Regions from separate parts of the Homo sapiens genome. Here region 2 is linked to region 1. A link is an interaction called in ENCODE POLR2A ChIA-PET data of the cell type or tissue named here. Cell type or tissue: OCI-LY7. All regions are shown on one strand. Each heading gives the region's core, and the rest is flanking DNA. Links, peaks and the distances in the headings are about the cores only.

The links. ChIA-PET counts read pairs that join two places held together with the same protein. Peaks named below come from ENCODE experiments on the same cell type or tissue, not always from the same donor. Only the 100,000 strongest peaks of a DNase experiment are listed, where the experiment ranks them.
Region 2: POLR2A ChIA-PET joins it to region 1 with 5 read pairs; 3 of 35 experiments call an interaction of 5 or more read pairs at or near these places.

Annotation. Positions count from the first base shown.
Region 1 is chr1:174,276,365-174,280,763 of GRCh38, reverse strand. RABGAP1L (RAB GTPase activating protein 1 like) reads right to left here. Exons shown (of 26, transcript NM_001366446.1): 10 at 1,985-2,151. Among named protein-coding and RNA genes, the nearest start is that of RABGAP1L, 120 kb to the right of the region's middle. In OCI-LY7, for the core only: no CTCF peak of the experiment used is centred there; a DNase peak (open chromatin) is centred at 2,094; H3K4me3 peaks cover 2,720 bases; H3K27ac peaks cover 4,000 bases.
Region 2 is chr1:174,710,569-174,714,967 of GRCh38, reverse strand. All of the region lies in intron 17 of RABGAP1L (RAB GTPase activating protein 1 like), which reads right to left. Among named protein-coding and RNA genes, the nearest start is that of RABGAP1L-AS1, 240 kb to the left of the region's middle. RefSeq lists an enhancer at 2,463-2,572. In OCI-LY7, for the core only: no CTCF peak of the experiment used is centred there; no DNase peak of the experiment used is centred there.

The DNA.
Region 1 (4,399 bases), core at 209-4,208:
TCTAGTTTACTTTCCCAGCCTCTAGTTTACTTTCCCAGACTCTAGTTTCCATCCTCTTGTTAAGTGCTCTCCTTGCTCCCAGTAAATGGACAATGAATGAAATGAAATGCCATTTGGCCCTGAGTGGACAGTAAACAGGAACAAAGCAGACTTTCATACATCCCCACTGCCCACACATAAAGTTCTGCTATATTTGAGAGAAGAAAGTTGCCAAGAAAAAATAGTTTGGGAACAGGGCATCTCATGTACTTTGGTGTTGCCCCCAGGAGTCTGGTCTAATCCTGTCTGGGTACAGGACAAGTTCTGGTTTCATTCAATAAGTTCAACACTCTCAGAATGAAAGAAAAAGTTCTAGGTGTCTAAATCACTTAGAACTGAAATCAATGCATTCTCTCTTTATTTCTTTAAAGTAGTAATGGCCTGGACCCAGATTTTCAAAGGTTACTTTGAATTGCATTAGGTAATCACCTAATTCATTCTTTCTACCAATGTTGTATAGTGTAGACCAACATCTCCAGATTACCATCAACCACCCCAAACCAACCCACCTTTTGGAGGTGTAGAAAGAAGCTAGTCTGGCCTTACAGCAGCATATTCTGGCTTAAGGTAAGGAGTTATAGTCTCAGGTCTTGCAATAATTACTTACATGAATTTTAACAATTACTTTAATGTCTCTCTCTCTCTCTCTCTCTCTCTCTCTCTCTCTCTCTCTCTCCAGGCAGACAGACAGTCAAAAGTACTAGAACTGGGAAAAACCTAACATTTTCTCAGATCTCTAGGAGGTATAATTTACATTATAATTTATCATCATTAGAAGAATGACAACTTTCTATACAGCTCCAGCTCCTTTATTCACGATTATGCAACTATGAATAATTCTTTGGCTCAAAATGAAGAATTATTGGATAGTCATAACTAAGCTATTTTTTTAAAAAAGAAGGATGGGGAGGAAGGAAGACAGGAAAAAAGTCTCATAATAAAATATTAAAAGATGCTCAGGAGACTGAAGTTTGAATATTGCTCACATAACCTTCATTAGAATATGCTATAAAAGCAGTTCACACAGTAATAAAAACTGAGTCAAATAACAGCCATAATAATTTTATGAAAGATTTTTTTAAAACCACAATAATTTCCAAGTACATAGTATATAAAGCCGAGATGCGCCATGGCAGTTTTTTTAATATGAAAATGGGTAAGAGGCTTCTATATTTGTTTCCTGTACTGGTGCCTGCTTTTATCACACAGCAGTCCACATATTATAGTATATGAAGCAGCAAGCATTTTAAAACTTGGGAGAATGAAAGTACTAACAAAAACAGCATATAAAAGATGTTCATTATTCTAATAGAGCATTTTTATCCTGATTTTTTAAAAACTCACACAATTAGCATTCAAGTTATTTTTCATTATTATCTGCTTCCTTTGCTATAATACAAAAGTTACATATTTTATCTACTAATACTGCCTAATTTGAGGATATCATAGAAACCATAATTTTGTTCATTTAATATTAAAATAATTTTATAACCTCACTGATGAGTCAAACAAGATGTTCATATAATATTGTCTATCTAATATTACAGGCAGAAATAACTATAGAAATTAGGTATTTCTTAGAAACATTTTCATTAAAATTTTATAAGCATATGATATTTCTGTGCACTGCCTTTTTGGTTTTAAGTAATTGTTTATAAAAGGCAGAAACGTTGTTTTATATGCAGTCAATATTTCTGTTAAGAAGGTTCATACATTACAGGTTTCTAGGGAAAAAGTATGTAATTATTAAACTTGCTGGGTTTTTTTAGCTAATATTACCTAGATGTGACTTTTTCAAACACTCTATTGGTTGACTTCAAATATCATTTGATTTCTTTGAGGAATTGTATTGTTTTGCAACTTCAGGAATTATCTTGGCATTAAAAAAGAAGTGTGGAAAGAAAAATGTTTGTTACTATATATGAAGAGAACAAAAAGGTCCTACCTGTTTCAATCTCATGAAGAAAGTCTCTGTGAAAGTCTTTCTGCTGAAATACCAAAATCGCTCATTTGCAGGGTACACACGGACTACTGTCTCCAGGAGAAAGCGAACAGGCTCCACCACCTCTGTGACTACCATATCCACTGCCACAGTCATGTATACTTGCTTATCTGTAGTAGAAATTTTCTGGGTTTTATGCGAGCTTTATTATTCCTTGTCTACTTTAAACAAAGTTTCCTCACTTATGAAAGAATTAAAGTTCTTTACAATTGTAATACCTTCTATGTTTATTTTTAACTGTTCTATTCACATTTTGATTAAATAAGTATGCAAGTACTCCAAGCATGTTTCTTAGGAACTAATAATCCTAAGTGTTTGTTGTTTTGAGACAGAGTCTCACCCAGGCTGGAGTACAATGGAGCGATCTTGGCTCACTGCAACCTCCGCCTCCAGGGCTCAAGCAATTCTCCTGCCTCAGCCTCCCAAGTAGCTGGGATTACAGGTGCCCGCCACAACACCCAGCTGATTTTTAAAATATTTTTACTACAGACGGGGTTTCACCATGTTGGCCAGGCTGGTCTCAAACTCCTGACCTCTGGTGATCCACCCCCATCAGCCTCCCAAAGTGCTGGGATTACAAGCGTGAGCCACCACACCTGGCCTCATTGAGGTTTTTGAATCTATGGCCTGGTCATTCCATACCATTTTGTAATTTCCTCATTCCTTTTTAAATATTTTTTAAAATTTATTTTCTTTACAATTTTTAGTTCTCTGTTAAAGGAAAGTCCAAATAACCAAGGCCACCACTAGAAGAAACCCTCAATAGTGTTTTTAAATATTATATAACATTCAGATTCATCAACTACTTCTCAAATTCAATAACAATTTTATTACATTCTTACTAAATACAGTCTTACTAAATACACCTGCCAATTCAAGAGAAACTAAAATTTGTTAGACATTATACTTGACCTGGAGGACCTTAGAGAAAGGAGTAAGGAGTAATAACACAAGACAGAATATAACATTCAACTGGATCTTAGTGCAGTGGAAAGATCCAAGACTTTTCATCTCTCAGGTTCTAAACTTCTTCCATAAAAATCAAACTTTATTTGATCACACATTCTCTGAGTAATGTGTAATTTCAAGGACATAATTTAGAAATTTTAAAAATCAGGGCAACATTTTTGTGTGGCATATGAGATAATGTTAAATTTAAAATGTATACTTTGAATCAGAATATTATAATATACTATTATATAGTTTAATAGAATAAATTATAAATAAATTTTCTTTTGTGGACCAAATATATATTTTATTGCAAAATAAAACTAAACTAGGTGTTACATTAAAAACATAAAAACTATTTTTATAACTTGATATGCAAAATTCTTATATTTTGTTCTTCAAAACTGTCAACTGGCTTATTTTTATCATTTTTGTGGCTTCCTTCTGAACAAGTATAAGAAAGAAGTTACAGGTATTTGCAAGCCTGTCTCCAGAAATAACAAATTGTGGGTCTAAAAATTATTTACTGCTAATAAATGAAAAGTTAAATTTTATATAATCTTTTTTTCTGTTTAGCCTTTATTTTTAGACAGCTTAATATGTGATCAATGTATGTGATTTATATAAATGGTGAATACTCTCTTTAAGGAAATGAAAGAATAATTATCATTTTAATGCCCTTCATTAACATATTATATTTTCATATCAGTATTCACGAATGCTTCCTGTCAGTAACCAAAAGTCTACTGTGGGTATAAACTAAATAATATAAAAATTAATGATAAAACAAACTGATCCATTATATTCTAAATATGAATTAATGGTTTAATGACAGTAAAGCACTTAGGGTAGGCATATAACTCGGCAGGTAAAACTTTAAATTTAGTTTAAAAGTAGATAATGAAGGGGCAAAAAACAGGCAATTAACAGCTATCTGGATGAAGTAGGAATGAAAAAACACAATGGAACAACGAAAAATGTGACTATTCAACATTTATACATTCTGTTCAATACTAGACATGATAAATAATATGAAAAGTTAAAAAACTAAGAAAAAACTATTTGCTACAACTGAAATATTTAATATATATTACAAGCATCCCGAAGGCCAAAAGACTGGAGCCAATAATTAATAAATGAAAAACTATAAGTAAACTATAATGCAAAAATAGTTAATAATTTAAAAATATTCAAAATTCTAAAATATTTCCTTTTCATCATTTTCTTTAATATTTCTCCATCACTAGTCTCCACAAATGAAATAACTCTATAGTGGTATATGAAAAACAAAGCCCAAATGCTTTCTCTATAATCTAATAAAATTAATTCAGGCCAGGTGCAGTGGCTCACATCTGTAATCCCAGTGCTTTGGAAGGCAAGAAGATCAGTTGAGGTCAAAGGTTCAAGACA
Region 2 (4,399 bases), core at 217-4,216, 430 kb before region 1:
ATATATAGCTTGTCTTGAGATGCATCAGAATTTTACTTAATATTACATTTATCAAATGTCTACTTTCAATGCAGTCAACATTAAGAATTTTAGTCTTAAATTACACACACACTAGAAATACTTAGAGATCTTTTAGGCCCTGTAAAAAAAACAAAGCTACAAAGAGGTAGGTCAGGAAAGAGGGGAGAAAATCTGATTCATAGAGATTGATAGAGAATAATACAGACGAGTGTCTAGGTTAACTTTGGTGCCTGTCCTTCCTGAAGTCTACTTGCTCAACTTCTCCTGGATTTCCTCTATCTTTACAATAAACCCCCACTGTACTGGAGCTACTATGTCTAGGTTTCTGTTTCTTAAAATATCTAAACTAAAACAACTTATTTTTTCCTCTTAAAACTCAAGAGCAAAGTTATTTTTCAGCCTGTAGAATTTAAATGAAGATGATAAAAATAATTATGTCCGTTACTTCTTCATTCCTATTTTCCTTCAACAGATACTTTGAGTATGTCTACCATATGTAAAGTTAGATACTAGGTATTCAGCTGCACACAAAAAAGACATAGCTCTTCCTTTCAGAAATTTATAATCTGGTGGGGGAAATAGGCATTTTAAAAGCAATACAAAGTAAGTCAATAAATAAAACACCAACCACAGGGTGCTAAGAGAGAAAGGAAAAGGATGTATCCATTTAAGAATGGGTGATCAGGGAAAATTTCTTAGAGGAAGTAGCTAGCAAGGTAGAGTGAGTAGTTCATTCCAAGCACAAAGAGGAAAAAATGTTTTTCTTTTTTTTTTTAAATTAACATCCCTGCTGTCCTAAAAAATATACAAATGTTTTCAATGTTCCAGAAACTAAAAGAAGACCAGTGTTCCACTACAAAGAGCAGGAAAAAGGCTGACCTTTGGATACCACTGGGGAGGAAGGAAGGGAATAACTGCAGGCCAAATGAAACAATGTGAGTTTTATTTAGTGGGAAACCACAGAAGGGTTTTCAGTAGAGGAGTGTAATCGGTTATGTGTTTTACAAAATCCTCTCTGGATGCTATGGAGAATAATGGGAAAAAAATGACAGGAAGACAAGTGGGAAGAACAGATAGGAAGTTACTGAATAGGAGATAATGCTGACTTGGAGAAAGAATAAAGGTTCAAGACCTATTTTGGAGGTAGACTTGATAAACTAGTGAGTGTGTGTTAGTCTGGTTCATGCTTTGCTATAAAGGAACACCTGAAGCTGGGTAATTTATAAACAAAAGAGGTTTTATTTTGGCTTACAGTTCTTCAGGCTGTACACAAAGCATAGTGCCAGCATCTGCTGCTGGTGAGGGCCTCAGGAAGCTTACTATCACAGTGGAAGGACAAGGGCGAGCCAGCACATCATACAGTGAGAGAGTAAACGAGAGCAGGGTTTGAGGGAAAGGTGCCACAGTCTTCTAAACAACCATATCTCCCATGAACTCAGAATAAGAACTCACTCATTGCCAAGGGGATGGTGCTAAACCATTCATGAAAGATCTGCCCCCATCATCCAATACCTCCCACAAGGCCTCACCTCCAGCAATGGAGATTACACTTCAACATGAGATCTGGAAGGGACAAATATCAAAACCATATCAGACTGCAATAATATTTTTCAAATATTCTCAATTATAAATTGTCCAGAGATACATACATATGTAGTAAAAAAAACAGACATGCATGGGAATGATTAACACTAAATTCTTCATAATGGTTCTCCTGAGGAAGACCAAAGAAGATGTAGTCAGGAAGAGGTATATATAAAGCTTCTAATCTCATTGACATTGTTTTACTTCTAGAAGTGAGATACATAGCACTTCAATGTATGTCTTAATGATATAGTATGGGGGCAAGGAAGTGCTGGGAGCAGAAGGGTGGGGCTCCTGGTGAGGGCTCCACCTCTGGGCCTGTGCCATTGGACCTAAATCAGGAGAGGCATTTCTGTTTTCGTCCCCAAATATTGCATTTCCCAAGACCACCCTGGTCCGCCATGCCCCCATCTTGTGTCTATAAAATCCCCAAGACCCTGGGGGCACAGACACAAGCGGCTGGACGTTGGGAGGAACACACACCAGCAGAAGAGCACACCAGCAAGCACTGGCAGACACCAGCAGGCCACTGACTGATGGAATGACGCAAAGTTTGGCTGGGGAGGTTGGAGGAGTAAGTAAGTAAGTCAATAAATAAACACCAACCACGGGGTGCTAAGAGAGAAAGGAAAAGGATATATCCATTTAAGAACGGGTGATCAGGGAAAACTTCTTAGAGAAAGTAGCTACTGCTGGGCAGCCTGACTGCAGGGGAAAACCACTGTGTCCGGAATTGGTGGGTTCTTGGTCTCGCTGACTTCAAGAATGAAGCCGCAGACTCTCACAGTGAGTGTTACAGTTCTTAAAGATGGTGTGTCCACAGTTTGCTCCTTCAGATGTTCAGATGTGTCTGGAGTTTCTTCCTTATGGTGGGTTCGTGGTCTCGCTGGCTTCAGAAGTGAAGCTGCAGACCTTCGCGGTGAGTGTTACAGTTCTTAAAGGTGGCGCGTCTGGAGTTGTTCGTCCCTCCCAGTGGGTTCGTGGTCTCACTAGCTTCAGGAGTGAAGCTGCAGACCTTCGCAGTGAGTCTTACAGCTCATAAAGGCAGTGCGGACCCAAAGACTGAGCAGCAACAAAATTTACTGCAAAGAGCAAAAGAACAAAGCTTCCACAGTCCGGAAGGTGACTGCTCGGGCAGCCTGCTTTTATTCTCTTATCTGGCCCCACCCACATCCTGCTGATTGGTCTGTTTTACAGAGAGCTGATTGGTCCGTTTTACAGACAGCTGATTGGTCCATTTTACAGAGAGCCGATTGGTCCGTTTTGACAGGGTGCTGACTGGCGTGTTTACAAACCTTGAGCTAGACACAAAGTGCTGACTGGTGCATATACAATCCTTTAGCTAGACACAAAAGTTCTCCAAGTCCCCACTAGATTATCTAGACACAGAGCACTGATTGGTGTGTTTACAAACCTTGAGCTAGACACAGTGCTGACTGGTGCATTTACAATCCTCTAGCTAAACATAAAAGTTCTCCAAGTTCCCACCCGACTCAGAAGCTCAGCTGGCTTCGCCTAGTGGATCCTGTGCCAGGGCCATGGGTGGAGGTACCCACCAGTCCCATGCCATGTGCCCACACTCCTCAGCCCTTGGGCGGTTGGTGTGACCAGGCCCCCGGAGTAGGGGGCAGTGCCAGTCAGGGAGGCTCGGGCGTGCGGGAGCCCGTGGAGGGCAGGAGTGCCAGGGGGCACTCGGGCACGGCAGGCTGCAGGTCCCGAACCCTGCCCTATGGGGAGGCAGCTAAGGCCTGGCGAGAATTCGAGCGTGGTGCGGGTGGGCCAGCAGTGCTGGGGGACTGGTGCACCCTCCACAGCTGCTGGCCCGGGTGCGAAGCACCTCACTGCCCAGGGCCAGCAGCGCAGGCCAGCCGCTCCGAGTGCGGGGTCCGCCAAGCCCGCGCCCACCTGGAACTCGTTCTGGCCCGCAAGCACTGTGCGCAGCCTCGGTTCCCACCCACGCCTCTCCCTCTGAGAGGTGACAGCGTGCCGGCAGCCCTCACTCACTCTCAGTGCCTCCTCTGCCTGGGCTCCCACTTTGGCGGCACTTGAGGAGCCCTTCAGCCCACCGCTGCACTGTGGGAGCCCCTTCCTGGGCTGGCCAAGGCTGGAGCTGGCTCCCTCAGCTTGCAGGGAGGTGTGGAGGGAGAGGCGCAGGTGGGAACCGGGGCTGTACATGGCACTTGCGGGCCAGCGTGAGTTCCGGGTGGGCGTGGGCTCGGCAGGCCCCGCACTCACAGCGGCCAGCTGGCCCTGCCGGCCCCAGACAGTGAGGGGCTTAGCACTGCTAAGCTGTGTTTGGGCCAGCAGCTGCTGTGCTCGACTTCTCGCCGGGCTTTAGCTGCCTCCCTGTGGGGCAGGGCTTGGGACCTGCAGCCCGCCATGCCTGAGCCTCCCCGCCACCGTGGGCTCCTGCGCAGCCTGAGCCTCCCCGATGAGCACCGCCCCCTGCTCCACAGCACACCAATGGGTCTTGACTCTTTATCCAATTTGCCAGTCTGTCTTTTAATTGGGGTATTTAGCCTATTTACATTTAAGGTTAATTTTGTTATGTGTGAATTTGATACTGTCATATGATGCTAGCTGGTTATTTTGTCCATTAGTTGATGCAGTATCTTCATAGTGTTGATGGTCTTTACAATTTGTTTTGTTTTTGCAGTGGCTGGTACTGGTCTTTCCATATTTAGTGCTTCCTTCAAGAGCTCTTGTAAGGCAGGCCTGGTGGTGACAAAATCCCTCAGCATTTGCTTGTCTGTAAAGGATTTTATTTCTCCTTCACTTATGAAGCTTAGTTTGG